Regions from separate parts of the Mus musculus genome. Here region 1 is linked to region 2. Evidence: chromatin loops called from intact Hi-C (ENCODE). Cell type or tissue: left cerebral cortex. All regions are shown on one strand.

Region 1 (8,000 bases), 73 kb after region 2:
TTAACTGCAGGCCACCTCCCTGAATGGCTGCTGTTGTGGAGCGGATAGGATACCATTAGCCATTTCCTTGTTTCTATCTTTGGAGAGACTCTGTGCTTAGTCAGACGGGATACTTGTGAGGCATCGCAGGAGATGCTGAGTGCTCAGGGCCAGTCTGGACTCCACATGAGTTCCTGTGAGCCGAGTGGGCCCTTGTCAGCCGTTCCTAGTAGAGGAAGGCCTTAGAACCTGGATAAAGGGAGAGTCTGGAACTCATTCGGTGTCATGTTTTCTTGCCCCGTGAGACTATACTTTAGTTTTCTGATCTAAAAATGACTATGAGAGCTAAAAAAGGTAACCATTATGAGTAGATCCTCATCAATAGAACATGACTCTCAGAGTTTTTTTGGTTGTTTTTGACCAGGGGGATGAAGATTCGGAGTTTGAAAATTCAAGTCAGGCATCTTTTGAAACAATAAACGGAGAGGCAGCAAGAAGACAGAACTTGCCTAAGTTTTCAACTGAAATTTCACCAGCTGCTCGGCCGCTCCTGAGGAAGGAGGTTCGTTGTTCACACCCACTTCCTGAGTTTGACGCTGATGGCAGGAGTGTGTCCTTGGAAGGGCTACTGGGGAAGGGGAGGATGCCTTTAATCCAGATGGTGTCTCCCCACAACCTTGTACAGGAGGCAGCTCTGTGGACCATTGGTCCCACTTAAAAACCAAAAACCTGAGGCAGGGTAGAGGAAAGCCATGAGATGAATGGTGTGGTGGCCCACGCCTCTAATCCCAGCACTCAGGAGGCAGAGGCAGGCAGATTTCTGAGTTCGAGGCCAGCCTGGTCTACAGAGTGAGTTCCAGGACAGCCAGGGCTACACAGAGAAACCCTGTCTCGAAAAAAACAAACCAAAACCAAAACAAAACAAAAGAGATGAATGCCATTGAAATAACTTGATAGTGAAGAGATGAAAACAGCAGCCTTCATGAAGGGAAGCATTCCTACCGGGTGTCTTAAGACGCTGCTGTGTCGTGTCTTGAGTGCCTTCTACAGGTTGAATACTTGGGATCAGAAGTATTTCAGACTTTAGGATATTTTCTTTTTCTCTTTAAAAAAAATATTTATTTATTTTATGTATATGAGTACCCTGACTTCATGCACATGAGAAGAGGGCATTTGGTTCCATTACAGATGGTTGTGAGCCACCATGTGGTTGCTGGAAATTGAACCCAGGACTTCTAGAAGAGCAGCCTGTGCTCTTAACTGCTGAGCCATCTCTCCAGCCCCTAGGATATTTTCATGTATAAATTGAGATGTTGGGACAGTGCTCACGTGTAAATGCATCCAGTCTCTGTATCCCTATTTACATAAACTGCAGACAGTTTTACTCAGTGTCTCTAAATAATTCTGTGTGGAATGGCATGGCATTGTAGTTCTACCTCCCAGGAACTTCCAGCAGGCAGGCACTACAGCCTGAGCCTGAGGCTTTTCCTGTGCCTTTTTTTAAAAATCATTTTTTTCAAAGATTTATTTATTGTTATATGCGAGTACACTGTAGCTGTCATCAGACACTCCAGAAGAGAGTGTCAGATCTCATTACGGATGGTTGTGAGTCACCATGTGGTGGGATTTGAATTCAGGACCTTTGGAAGAACAGTCGGTGCTCTTAACCGCTGAGCCATCTCTCCAGCCCAAATAATGCATTTTTACACAATATATTAGAACATCTTAAAAGAAATAAAGGTTAGGGAAAGCATGCTGACCACTGATAAGAGGGCCTGGTACATGCTGCGTCCGGAAGCCCTGCTGGGCTGTCTTCCCAGGCTGCACTCACTCGTTTCTTTCTTCTTTAATTAAGAGACATTTAGAAATTACATTTACTTACTTAGCATATATGTGTGTGTACATGGGAGTGCGAAGATCTGACAACTCCTTGGGGGAATCCGTTTGTCTGGGGATTGAACCCAGGTTGTCACCCCGTGCCCTAGTCTATGTTCTACTGATATGAAGGGACCGTGACTGTGGCGACTTGTATGAAGTAAAACATTTTATTGGGGCTGGCTTATATTTCAGAGGTTTAGTCCGTTATTGTCACGGTGGGAGCATGGTGGGCATATGGTGGCATGCAGGCAGGCATGGTGCTGGAGAGGTAGCTGAGAGTTCTAGATCAGGATCCGAAAACAGCAGAAAGAGAAATTGGAACGGGCTTGAGCATTTGAAACCTCAAAGCCCACACGTCCTGATAGTGCCACTCCCTATGAGTCTATGAGGGCCACTTTCATTCAAACCACATCTGGTAAGCCATCTTGCTTACCAAATAGATATTAATATAAACTTTATGTGGTATTTTTGAGATAATGTCTTACTATGTAGCTTTGGCTATCCTAGAACTTGCTATGTAGACCAGGCTAGCCTTGGACTCAGAAACCTGCCTGTTTCTTTTATAGATCTTAAGCACTCTGGCTAAGAGAGGAAAGGACAAGAAGCAGCTAGACACAACTGAAAACAGCTGTCTTGAATTTTGACTGCAGTTGTAAACTAGTTCTCCTCCCTCCCTCCCTCCCTCCCTCCCTCCCTCCCTCCCTCCCTCCCTCCCTCCCTCCCTCCGTTTTTGTTTTCTAAGACAGAATTTCTCTGTGTAGCCCCGGCTGTCTTAGAACTCACTTTGTTAATGAAGCTGTCCTCAAACTCACAGAGATTCACCTGCCTCTGCCTCCTGAGTGCCAGAACTCTATTGTAAACTTAAAAAAAAAAACCAAAAAACTTTTATAAGAATTGCATTAGTGAGCCGGGCGTGGTGGCACATGCCTTTAATCCCGACACTCGGGAGGCAGAGGCAGGTGGATTTCTGAGTTCGAGGCCAGCCTGATCATCAGAGGGAGTAGAAAAACCAAAAAAAAAAATTAATTATTTATTGTGTGAGTGTGTATGCATGTGTGAGTGTGTATGCATGTGTATGTGCGTATGTGTGTATGCATGTGTGAGTGTGTATGCATGTATGTGTGTGTGTGTATGCATGTGTGATGGCAGAGGAGAACTATGCAGGATTTGGTTCTTCTTTTTCCTCCATGTGGGTCCTGGGAATCAAAACGCAGGTCACGCTAGACAGCAAGCACCATTAATTGAGCCTCCAGGCCTGGTTCACTGTAAAGGTCTGATAGATGTAAATTTTTTATTTTATTTTATTTTTTTGTTTTTCGAGACAGGGTTTCTCTGTGTAGCCCTGGCTGTCCTGGAACTCACTCTGTAGACCAGGCTGGCCTCGAACTCAGAAATCCGCCTGCCCCTGCCTCCCAAGTGCTGGGATTAAAGGCATGCGCCACCATGCCTGTCAGATGTAGATATTTTAGGAAGCCTTTTAAACCCTAGATGCATGTAGCCTGTTGAACAGGGTTCTTCTTGAGAGTTCTCATATGTCCATTTCATATTTCTTTAGGTTCCTGATTTACCTGAAGAACCATCAGAAACAGCTGAAGAGGTACGCCGCCGTTTCTCTTAACTCCCTTTCCTTTGTCTGACATCAGGCAAGTCCTGCCTCCCCATGGACATGGGGAGAAGAGCGGGTTCCTGGCAGTTGCCTTGGAATCAGGTCTGAGCTTGGCATCAGATAGATGCTCAGCTGAGTGCTGCTGTGTGGGAGGGTACAGCCCGGCTTACTGCTAACAGCAGTACTGACACAGGCTTCCCTGTAGTCCTCTACTTAAGATGCAGCCTGCAGCTGCTGGTGCAGTTAGAGAGAGGTCTGCTGTGGCTGGGCTGGGACAGGATAGATTCTGCACCTGCCTGTCACCGTTTGTCTTTTCTGCTCCTGGCTGGCTTAGTTACAGATGACGGTCTGATGCAGGGGACCATGTGCCTTTAGAACCATGAAGTTATTAGTCAGCATGCCTAGAAAGAGAACTGTCTGCATCCCATGAAGTTTAGCATCCATTAGACTCCTAAGAAAACAGCTTTTGAAGCAGCCATGCATGTTACTACTTTGGAAAATCTGAAGCTTTCTCACAGATAAAGATAATTGAGAGCAATCCAGATACGGAATCCCCAGGAGAAAGACATTTGTGTGTGTGTGTGTGCCTGCAAGAGTTTGTGCCCCACACGAGTGCAGGTGCCCACGGAGGCCAGGGGCGGTTGTTAGATTCCCTAGGACGGGGTTGCTGGCGGTTGTGAATCACCTGATGTGGGTGTTGGCAACTGAACCCAGGTCCTCTGCAGAAGCAGCACATGCTCTCCAGCCCCTTTAAAATACACACAGTTTTTTCTTTTAGATTTTATTGTGGAGTTCTCAAGGGTCCTGCCTGTGGTTTAACAATAGAGGCATGGGGACATCTGTAGAGTATAAGGCTTGTTTGCTGAGGGCAGGCCTCAGCTAGCCCATCTGACTTAACCTAACTGCCCCACCATTACACCTCTGCACGTGGCTCTCCTTGCTGTACGTCCTTGCTCTTCTCCTGATGAGCAAGCCTCCGTCTCTGACTTTCTCTCTCTCCAGTGGTTCTGCCCCAGCTCCAGCAGCTAGCTCTTTATTATGCAAAAAGTCACATTTATTCATTCCATCTGAACCAAGCAGCCCCAGGACAATGCCTGGTCCATCTCTCTGTTGCCTTTTGGCATTAAGGGCTAAGTGGCTTCCCCTGCTGCAGCCTGCCTTTTGGGGCAGGTATGAAAGTGACAAATATTTACATATTCTGCTATCCTGGAGTAGAAATTAACAATTGAGAAAACAGGGACACCTTTTTTTTCTTTAAGATTTATTATTATACGTAAGTACAGTATAGCTGTTTTCAGACACACCAGAAGAGGGCGACAGATCTCATTACGGATGGTTGTGAGCCACCATGTGGTTGTTGGGATTTGAACTCAGGACCTACGGAAGAACAGTCAGTGCTCTTAACCGCATGAGCCATCTCACCAGCCCAGGGGCACCTTTCTTATTCAGTTGATAAGATATCCCCAAATCATTTGATATGTATGAGTGTTTTGCCTGAATATATGTCTGTCTGTCCACCACATGCATGCCCATTATCTTAAGACTATTATTGCTGTGAAGGGACACCATGACCTTGGCAACTCTATAAAGGAAAACTTTAATTTGGACTGGCATACAGTTCCAGAGGTTTAGTCCATTATCTTTTTTAAAAAAAAATTTATTTTTTTATTATATATAAGTATACTGTAGCTGTCTTCAGACACCCCAGAAGAGGGCATCAGATCTCATCACGGATGGTTGTGAGCCACCATGTGGTCGCTGGGATTTGATCTTGGGAAGAGCAGTCAGTGCTCCTAACCAGAGCCATCGCTCCAGCCCTGTTTAGTCCATTATCATCGTGGTGGGAAACATGGCAGCATCCAGGCAGACATGGTACTGGAGATGGAGCTGAGAGTTCTACATCTTGATTCATAGAAAACAGAAGACTGTGTCACTGAGTGTAGTGACACACTTCCTCTAACAAGGCCACACCTCCTACTAGTATCACTCCCTATGGCCAAGCATTCAAACACATGCGTCTATGGGGCTAACTATTCAAACCACCACACCTGTGCATGTCCAAAGAGTGCATCATAACCCTAGGGTTGGGGTTAGTTTGTCAGCTGCTATGTAGGTGCTGGGAATTGAACTTGGGTCTTCTGGGAGATCAGCCAGTGTGCGTAACCATCTCTTCTACCTACTTACACATTTTTTTTTTTTTTGAGGTAGTTTCATGTAGTCAAGGATGTCCTCAGACCCACTGTGTAGTTGCAGATCATCTTGAGCGTCTGGTCCTCTTGGCTCTACCTTTGCAGCTAGGAAGGAACTGCTTGTACCACCATATGTGGTATAGAGTTAGGTCCTGGTTCTTCTTCCTAGCCACATGCTCTCAGAAATAAGACTCAGACTCAAAAGTATATTTATATATACCTTGGCCATACAGCTAGGCTCTACTCTGAGTAGATCATAGCTAAAATAACCCAATTATTTTAACCTACATTCTGTCACGTGACTGCATTCAGCTACCATGCATCCTTCTCCTTACCTCATCCCAGGTGGATAGCCAGTCTGGCTCTATCCCAGAATCCTTTGTCTCCTGGGTGCTCTACCCTCCATTTCCATTTCCTGCCCAAGCTATAGACCCTATGGCTTTTAAATTGACAGGTGGTGCATCCATATAGTACACATGATGCTCTCTCCAGTGTGGTGCATGGGGTGGTGGGTAGTGAACCCAGGGCGTTGTGTTGCTAGGCACTCTTATACCAGCTGAGCCTTATCCCCAGGCTAGCTAGAGTTCCCATCTGGACTTCTGTCTTGTTCCTGAGATGAGATCTTGCTTTGTCACTTAGGCTGGCCTCAGATTTGCATCTTCCTACCTGGGCATCCTGTGTGGACCATAGGTCTGGGTGACCACTGTAGCTTACGTTTGTTTTTTTTGTTTGTTTGTTTTTTGGGGGAAGGGGGTTTTCGAAGACAGGGTCTCTCTGTATAGCCCTGGCTGGCTTTGAACTCAGAAATCCGCCTGCCTCTGCCTCCCGAGTGCTGGGATTAAAGGTGTGCGCCACCACGCCCAGTGTAGCTTACATTTGTAATCCACAGGTAGTTACTGTTGCCCTTCGATGCCCAAATGGACGTGTTCTGAGGAGAAGATTTTTCAAGTCGTGGAATTCACAGGTGAGGAAACCAATGTTTTCAGAAATATTGTCTTATGAAATTTGTCAACATTGTGTTCAAATGCAGTGGGAGACAAGACCACACAGACAGACAATGTGAAGGTTCTGCATTGCAGACTGAGGGTTTAAGTTGTGATCTCTACATTAACATTGTGTTTTCCCCTTCAATTTTCTTTCTTCATTTTTTATATTAGGAAAGAATCTTAAGTCTTCAGGCAGGCATTCTCTGAGCTGTATTTCTTTGGTTGTTTACTACATTTACGTTGGTGGGTAAGATACTAGGTTTTGCTGAGGCTAGCTAGCACTTACCCTGTAGTCGAGGCTGGCCTGAACTTGGTGTCTGTGATAGCTTCCCAAATGACTGGATTCTAGGCATGAGCTGCCACACATGGCCTCTTATTTTAAAAAGTTTAAATTGGGCCGCAGTGTAATATGAGTATAATGCTTCCACTGCAGGGGTCGTGGATCTGACACAGGGCAAGATTGTGAGTTCAGAGCCAGCTAGGCAGACTCTGACTCAAAGCAACTGTAACCTTACTGTGAGCTAAGTGGCAGAGTGGGTGCTCAGCACGTGTAGAAAACTGGGGTTCAATTCCCAACGCTTCCAAAACTGTCTTAGTTAAAATGATGACAGATTTATTCTATAGGTCAGCAGTGGATTCTTGCCTGGTGGCTGGCAATATAAGGCTCTGGTTGAATGATCTGATACTTCAGAGTCCCTGGGAACATTATGTCTCTGCCATTTATCAGGCTTTTGTTGTTGAGACACAAGATCTTGCTGTTGCATGGGTTTGTCTCAAACCCAGTAACTTGGTTACAGTAATCCTCCAGTCGTAGCTTTGGCACTACAGCTATAATGGAAGCAACCACACTCAGTTTACTGTTGTTTTTGAAGCAAAACATGCTTTGTTTAAAATGTCATGTGTTGAGGCAAATATGATTTCAGCTGGATGTGGCAGGAAAATGTTTCTCATAACTATGTGATTTTTTTCTTTTCTGTGGTGCTGGACAATTATAGGAATGGCCCATAGTGAGTGGACTTTGTCTCAGGTGCCAAAACATGTATTTTGACAAAGCTTTTGGTGATTTTGATCCAAAATTTTTCCCAAATATTTTGTTTTCAACTTTGTTGCTGTTTTTTCAAGACATGGTTTCTCTGGGCTGGCCTCAAATTCAGAGATCCCTCTGCCTCCCAAGTGTTGGAATTAATGGTGTCTCAAATTTTTACTAAGTATTTTTCATCTCATTTATGGATTAGGTTTTGTTACTACCATGACAGTAGGCCCACATATTCTCTGCAATAGAGACATTAAAGTGTAAAAGGATTACTTTGGAAGATATGGAAATGATTTTTAATTCCTAGGGACTGGATTTCAGGATGACAG
Region 2 (8,000 bases):
TCCCCAGAGGACCGAAGTTCCTTTCCTAACACCAACAGCAGGCAGCTCACAGCTGTAAGGCCAGCTCCAAGGGAGCCAACACCTTTGGTCTCTGTGATGGTTTGAATAGGAATGGCCCCCACTAACTCATATAACTGAATGCTTGATCACTAAGGAATCACTTCAGAGGAACGAGGAGGTGTGGCCTTGTTGGAGTATCTGTGGGGGAAATGTGTCTCTGGGGCTGGGCTTTGGGATTTCAAGTACACAAGCCTCGCCCAGTATCTCTCTCTTCTTCTTGCTGTCTGTGGATCCAGATGTAGGACTCTCAGCTACATCTGCACCATGTCTGCCTGCATGCTGCCATGCTTCCTACAATGATGAAAATTGACTAAACCTCTGAAACTGTAAGCCAGCCCCGATGAAAAGCTTCCCTTAATAAGAACTGAAGTAGTCATGGTTTCTCTTCACAACAACAGAACATTAAAAACACCTGATGGGCACTTGCTTATCCGACAAGGCTTTTTGTCCATATTATAAAAAAGGGCCATTAAGCAGACTGTTTTCAGATGGCCAGAACTTGTCTCAGGGATGTACCCTTCAGCCTGTCACAATTTGACTCACAGCAAATTGGACTGTTTGTCCTTCCAGGAACACCACACTGGTTCATTACATTGAAGACAAAAATACTGTCTGGACCGAGTGAACACAAGTCCTATTGCGTGAACTTTCCTGTGAAGATGTAGACAAATATCTACTTACCCAGGTAGGGAATCGCAGCAGGTCAAGCAACGTTCTCTACCAAAGGCCAACCTGGCCAACCTGGCCAACCTATTAGTTAGCATTCCTTACGGGTTCATGGGTAAAGCACAAAGAGCGGCACCACTGGGAAGCTCACACCAGCACTAGTTAAGACTTCCCCAGTGCTGTGTAGATGGAGTTTTTCTCTTAACCTTCCAGTTTCCACCTGAGACCACATGATCATCTTCAGTTGGGTCAGACTTACACTCAGCTGTCAGAGAGATGGCAGGTATGAGTGGCTGAGGTCTTGGGTGAAGGGTAATAACCCTCCACTCGTGCCTTCTATAAGGAAATGCAAACGGATTCTCCATCTTTAGCGTCTTACTATAGGTCGTAGCTGCTTTGATGAAGATGGTGTATTAGTCAGGGTTCTCTAGAGTCCCAGAACTTATGGGTGGTCTCTATATTGTAAGGGAATTTGTTGATGACTTACAGTCTGTAGTCCCAACTCCCCAACAATGGTCAGCAGCAGCTGTGAATGAAAGTCCAAGGATCTAGCAGTTGCTCAGTCCCACAAGGCAAGCAGGCAAAGAAGAGTGAATCTTCCTTCTTCCAATGTCCTTGTGTAGGTCTCCAGCAGAAGGTGTGGCCCAGATTAAAGGTGTGTACCACCACCCCTGGATCTGAACTTGTTTTGTCCCAGGCTGACCTCAGACTCACAGATCTCCTTGCCTTAGTCTCTTGGGATTCATAGCTACTATGCCTCAAGATCTCCATGCCAAGATCCGGGTCAGAAAACTTGTGTCTTCCAGCCTCAAGATCTGGATCACAGGTGAGCCTTCCAATTCATTCCAGATAGAGTCATGTGGACAACCAGGAATAGACATCGCAGATGGTAATAGTTGTTAGGCTCAAATGGCTTTGCTCTTCAAGTACCAACAACTACCAACCAGTAAGCTATTTACCAGCCAGGAGTGGAAAATAAATCCAACAAAAATCCAGTGCCTACTAACCTCAGGGGTCTACCACTGTTCGACATGTGGTGACAATTTTTCCTGTTTTTTTTTTTTTTTTTTTTTTTTTTCCCAGACAGGGTTTCTCTGTGTAGTCCTGGCTGTCCTAGAACTCACTCAGTAGACCTGGATGGCTTCAAACTCATAAAGATCCACCTGGCTCTGCCTCCTAAGTTCGTGTGCTAACATGTGCAGCGATAACCTTTTTAGGAGAGCAATTAAATGATCTAATTTGGTCCTTCTACAACCAAGGACGAGGCTTAGCATCCAGCAGGCTTCCGGCGTTGGAGCTCTTCCTCTGGACTCCTGTCCATTTCCCAGAAGCCCTGAAAACCTTCTAGTCTTGAGAGGTGTGCAGAAGGAGCGGGCTCTGCACATGTGCGGGATGCCACGCAGAGTGCGTCGCCGTATGGGCCAAAAGACCAGAAGGTTCATTAAGGGGCAGGCACAGAAGCTGTTTGGAGCCCCTTTTCACTAAACTGCACTGCAAGCTTCTGTTTTAAGAGACTACATTTTGGGGCTGGCGAGATGGCTCAGTGGTTAAGAGCACCGACTGCTCTTCCAAAGGTCCCGAGTTCAAATCCCAGCAACCACATGGTGGCTCACAACCATCCATAACAAAATCTGATGCCCTCTTATGGAGTATCTAAGGACAGCTACAGTGTACTTACATATAATAAATAAATAAATCTTTAAAAAAAAGAAAAACAGACTACATTTTGGAGTAGTTTGTTACCCAGCAACGAAACACTCTGACCATTTCTCTAGCTCTGACCCTCTTTCCCAAAGTCACAGGTACATCTGTGTAATAATGTGTAATTAGAATGGCAATGTCCCATTTCAGGGAGAGAGTTCCAACCTCGGGCTACTGTCTCAATTATCAGCTGTACCTCTTTCTTTCTTTCTTTCTTTCTTTCTTTCTTTCTTTCTTTCTTTCTTTCTTTCTTTCTTTCTTTCTTTTTTTTTTTTTGTTTTTTTGACACAGGGTTTCTCTGTGTAGCCCTGGCTGTCCTGGAACTCACTCTGTAGACTAGGCTGGCCTCGAACTCAGAAATCCGCCTCCCTCTGCCTCCCAAGTGCTGGGATTAAAGGCGTGCGCCACCACACCCGGCTCAGCTGTACTTCTTTCATTCTTCAAGGTGTCCCTTTAATCAACAAACCACATAGCTGCTTCACTGCCCTGCTACTTGTTTAGAAATGTTTTCTCTCATGCAGGGTATGATGATATATGCTTATAGTCACAACATTTGGTAGGCTGAGGCAGGAGGATCACAAGAGTGGGCTATCTTGGGCTATGTGGCATGACTATTCTGCAAAAATTAAAAAAAATTTTTTTTTCCAGACTAGGTTACTCAGAAGTGAATGCCCAGTCTTTGGGGAATATTAATAAAATCTAGTGAGCACCTACACTGTGCTATGCACTGTACACAGCAGTTATTTGTTCATATCTGTGCATGGGGTTAAGAAGGGCTGTCAAGCCACAGCATCTCAAGGGCTAGGCTAATCTGAGGACAGAGGAGAAGAGTCTGTTGGTTTACTATGGACCCAGTACAGGACCACAAGGTCACCAATGGGACTCCGTGATAGGGCTCAGGTTGTGGCTCAGTAGCAGAGCCTGTATTCCTTGTACCATCCCCAGGGCTGAAGAACAAGGTAAACATAGCACATACGGTGTTAGAAGAGCGCTGGCTCTTGGAGCCTCCCCTCCCAGCAGAGGTACAATTCAACTCCGGGACATGTGCAGAGTAAGACTGGAGCCCCAGTGGAGCCCCAGTGGAGCCCAGAAGCTCAGCACACTATTTTTCAGGCTACTGAGAGTGGAGGGCACCTGTATCAGTCAAAAATCCACGTTTGGGGATCCTATCTTATTCCCGCCACAAACACATGATATAGTTACTAATGCGCTTGTTTTACTTCGTCGGCACCGGGGCTACCCAGAAGCCAGTGCTCAAACTGGCTGTGGCCAACTCAGAAAGTCACCCAGGAAAAGCTTAATGAAAAGCCTCAGTCGGGCATGGTGGCGCACGCCTTTAGTACCAGCACTCGGGAGGCAGAGGCAGGCGGATTTCTGAATTCGAGGCCAGCCTGGTCTACAGAGTGAGTTCCAGGACAGCCAGGGCTACACGGAGAAACCCTGTCTTGAAAAATCGAAAAAAGAAAAATGAAAAGCCTCAGTAGCATTGCATTGCTCATGAAACCCACAGACAAGGAGGACTTTGCTTACCCAGCTGATAAAGACAACAGAAATGGGGTTATAACACACACACGACCCCCCTTTAAAAAAAGGGGGGGGGGGCTGGCGAGATGGCTCAGTGGTTAAGAGCGCCTACTGCTCTTCCAAAGGTCCCGAGTTCAAATCCCAGCAACCACATGGTGGCTCACAGCCATCCATAATGAAATCTGATGTCCTCTTCTGGAGTATCTGAGGACAGCTACAGTGTACTTACATATAATAAATAAATAAATCTAAAAAAAAAAAAAAAAGTCAGGATCTCTTGTAGCCCAGGCTGTCTCCTGGCCTCTACCTCTCCAGTGCTGGTGTGCACCACCGTACCTCAGGCTGCTCCTCCACCCCCATCTATCCACTGAGACTGTCTTTCATATCCCTGGTCCTTCACGGCTTTTCTTTTCTTTTAATTTATTTATTATATGTAAGTACACTGTAGCTGTCTTCAGACACCCTAGAAGAGGGTCTCATTACAGATGGTTGTGAGCCACCATGTGGTTGCTGGGATTTGAACTCAGGACCTTTGGAAGGGCAGTCAATGCTCTTAACCGCTTAGCCATCTCTCTAGCACTTTAAAAAAAAAAAGATTTATTTGTTATATGTAAGTACACTGTAGCTGTCTTCAGACACTCCGGAAGAGGGCATCAGATCTCACTACAGATGGTTGTGAGCCACCATGTGGTTGCTGGGATTTGAACTCAGGACCTTAGGAAGAGCAGTCAGTGTTCTTAACCACTGAGCTATCTCTCCAGCCCTCTAGCACTCTTTTTTTTTTAAAACTTTATGTGTTAGTGTTTTGCCTGCATGTGTTTGTACACCATGTGTGTATTTGTACACCATATGTGTAGTGCCTACAAAGGCCAGAAGGGGGAGCCAGGAACCAAACTGAATCCTTCACAAGAATGAGAAGCCCTGAACAGTCCCATCCCTCCAGCCCCTCTGGCACCTGTTTTAAAGAGACTTCTTCGCTAACAGATGCTGGTGTCTGTTCTCCCAGTGTGGAAAGTCTTAGAAAATACACTGACAGCAGCATAGTTCGTAATAAATTTTATAAGACAATGCAGTGAATTTCAAAAATTTGGAACAGTTTTCATAAAAAACAAAACAAAAAAAAAAAAACAAACGCAGAGATACAGAAATGACTGAATGAACCAGGAATACTCAGAAGAAGAAAGGGCTCCCGAGTGCCTCAGCCTTCCGTCTTGCATGTACTGTCATTTCTCCTTTACCTAACCAGCCTCAAGTCTAACTTTAATGCACTTTGTTCCATGAAAATAACACAAACCATTTTAAATCATTTAACACAGAGCAAAGAATAAAACAAGAATAGAGAGGTAACATTGGGGCAGCTTTCCAATACAGAACAAAAATACCACGTATATTCTGCAGACTTCCCATCATATAAAACTAGCAAGCTAGGCCAGGAGAGGCCATGCAGGCCTAGAATTCCAGCACCCATGAGGCTATAGCTGGAGGATTCTGAGTTGTTTGAGGCCACCTTGGGCTGCATAAAAAAAGGAAAAAAATAAAAAATAAAAGAAATTAGCCAGCAATATTCATCCATCAGGTACACTAACTTGAGTGTATGTCATGTACATTTAAACTTGGAATGGGGCCAAAGCAAGAAAAACACAACAAACACAAGGCTGTTAATTAAACAACAACAAAAAAATCAAAATATTAATTATAAATATTATCAAATGAAAACCAACCCCGGATTAACAAAACAACCTTCTGATTAGATACATAAGTTCTTCTGTGCGTGTGTATAGCTGGAAATTTACACCACCAGAAATTCCTGATTAAAATACAGAGATCTGTAGAAGCTGGGCGTAAACTCGATCGGTTCCTCCCGGAGGCCTGCTGGTCGCACCGCTAGCCACCTGGGTCCCCAGGCTCTCAGCGCAGGGTGACCAGCTCCTCTGAAGAGGTAGGATGAATGGCAACTGTGTTGTCGAAGTCGGCCTTGGTGGCCCCCATTTTCACCGCTACAGCGAAGCCCTGCAGCATCTCATCACAGCCAATCCCCTGCATGTGAATGCCAACCACCTGCGAGAAAACAGAGATTAGGGACGTCAGGTCTCCATATCCAAAGTAAGTGTAAGTACGCCTAGGAGGCAGGTCCTCTGCAGCCCCACTTCGGTGGCTCCTTCCAGTGCACACTTGGCCTGCCTTCTTTCCTTTCTTCCTTTCATTTATTTACTTTATGTATATGACTACACTGTAGCTATCTTCAGACACACCAGAAGAGGGCATCGGATCCCATTATAGATGGTTGTGAGCCACCATGTGGTTGATGGGATTTGAACTCAGGACCTCCGGAAGAGCAGTCCCTGCTCTTAACCACTGAGCCATCTCTCCAGCCCCCAGGCACTTCTTACTCCTGCTTTTTTCTTCCTATCCCATGCACTTCTCTTGCTGTAGAAGCCTAGGCCGGTCTCAAACTCCTGATCTTCCTGCCTAAGCCTCCTCGGTGCTGAGATCAGGAGCAACACCACCATACCTTCCTTCTCTAAGAACTAAGCCCATTCAGTAACCAAATAGCTACAGACTTGTGTCTTCCTGGCCCTGCTAATTCTGTTCCCTGCTTGCTGAACACCAGCAGTTCTGTTAAGTCATGATATTATATATTTTTGGGACTACACAATTATGATAATTCAACCCCTATTTCTGTTGCAACAGCAAAAACTCCTGAATTTTAGTTATAAAAGAACTTGGGAGCCCACATGCCAGCATGAGACCATGGTAGAATTCGAAGAGAAGGGCAGGGCCCTGCTGACTCTGACGTGGCAACCGTAGGCCATGTAAATATTTATGTATTTATTTTATGTATATGAGTACACTGTAGCAGTCTTCAGACGTACCAGAAGAGGGCATCAGATCCCATTACAAATGGTTGTGGGTCACCATGTGGTTGCTGGGAATTGAACTCAGAACCTCTGGAAGAGCAGTCAGTGCTCTTAACCGCTGAGCCATCGCTCCAGCCCCTTAGAATACATTTGCACTCATGTTTATTTCACTGTGTGTTGCGGGGAGGGGGTGGAGATAGAGCTTGAGCAGATGCAGGGGTGTGAGTGATTAGGCGCATGGGCTATTTTCTGTATCGGTGGAAGTCAGGGGAAAAACTCCTGGGAGCCAGTTCTCTCTGCCCTCCTACAGAATCAGGCGATTGGCGGTGTTAGGTCATCAGGCCTTCGAGCAAGTACCTCTACTTGTTGAGCCATCTCATAACGTAATGTCACAGCTAGGTATTGGTGGCATGTGGTATATGGATCTCATAACTGGGGAGGTTGAAAGCACCAAGATCGGATTATTTGGACCTGGCTATGTGATAAGAGCCGGTTTCAAAATTCCAAGCAAAAAGAAATATGTCCCATAAGCCATATCCTTGACACACGGCCAGGCCACACTCCTCCTTAGGATTTAATTCAACTAGAAGAGATGGCTTAATAAGCTTGAGAATCCAAACTAAACCTAATTCTAAAATTATGCAATAAAACCCACTCAAATTCCACCCAAAACTCTTGAGAGATCACATGACACCCACTGAAGTGGCTACAGCGAAAAAGACACTGGGGAAGATGTAGGGGAAGTGGGAAATTTGCTGGAGAGATAGTAACTTTCAAAAAACGACTGACTAAACTTCCACTTATTGTTTTATGACTTGAAGCTTTGTCTTATATTTGAAACACATTTGCCACTACATTTTTAAAAGATTTATTTCACATTTATTTATGTGTTTGTCTGCGTCTCTGTAACTGTACATGTGGGTAGGGGTGTCCCCAATAGGCCAGAAGAAGGTTCCACATCCCCTTAGAGCTACAGTCACAGGTGGCTGAGAACCACCTAACTGATGTGGGTGCTTGCCACAGGGTCATCTTTCCAGGCCCCCTGTGCCAGCATCCCTGTGGCTTTTGGACCAGTCCCCAGTCACCTTCATCTTTACAACAGTCACTACATCTGTAACGCTAAGGCGGAAATCTCACTTTTAAGAAGGATCAGAATCTCGTTTCAAATATGAGGAGCCCAGAACACCTGTA

The links. Peaks named below come from ENCODE experiments on the same cell type or tissue, not always from the same donor. Only the 100,000 strongest peaks of a DNase experiment are listed, where the experiment ranks them.
Region 1: it touches region 2 in a loop (1.9-fold over the local background); 3 of 42 quality-filtered maps call a loop at or near these places.

What each region holds. Positions count from the first base shown.
Region 1 is chr8:33,621,778-33,629,777 of GRCm38, reverse strand. It overlaps Ubxn8 (UBX domain protein 8), which reads left to right. Exons shown (of 8, transcript NM_178648.2): 5 at 404-541; 6 at 3,413-3,454; 7 at 6,542-6,616. Among named protein-coding and RNA genes, the nearest start is that of Ubxn8, 16 kb to the left of the region's middle. In left cerebral cortex, CTCF peaks have their summits at 3,522 and 4,746 (motif pointing right); a DNase peak (open chromatin) is centred at 3,589; H3K27ac peaks cover 838 bases.
Region 2 is chr8:33,695,155-33,703,154 of GRCm38, reverse strand. Gsr (glutathione reductase) reads right to left here. Exons shown (of 13, transcript NM_010344.4): 13 at 4,993-6,009. The coding sequence ends at 5,860. It overlaps Gm40485 (a long non-coding RNA gene), which reads left to right. Exons shown (of 4, transcript XR_870310.1): 3 at 631-745; 4 at 1,350-1,380. Among named protein-coding and RNA genes, the nearest start is that of Gm24727, 7.4 kb to the right of the region's middle. In left cerebral cortex, CTCF peaks have their summits at 4,825 (motif pointing right) and 6,806 (motif pointing right); a DNase peak (open chromatin) is centred at 4,821.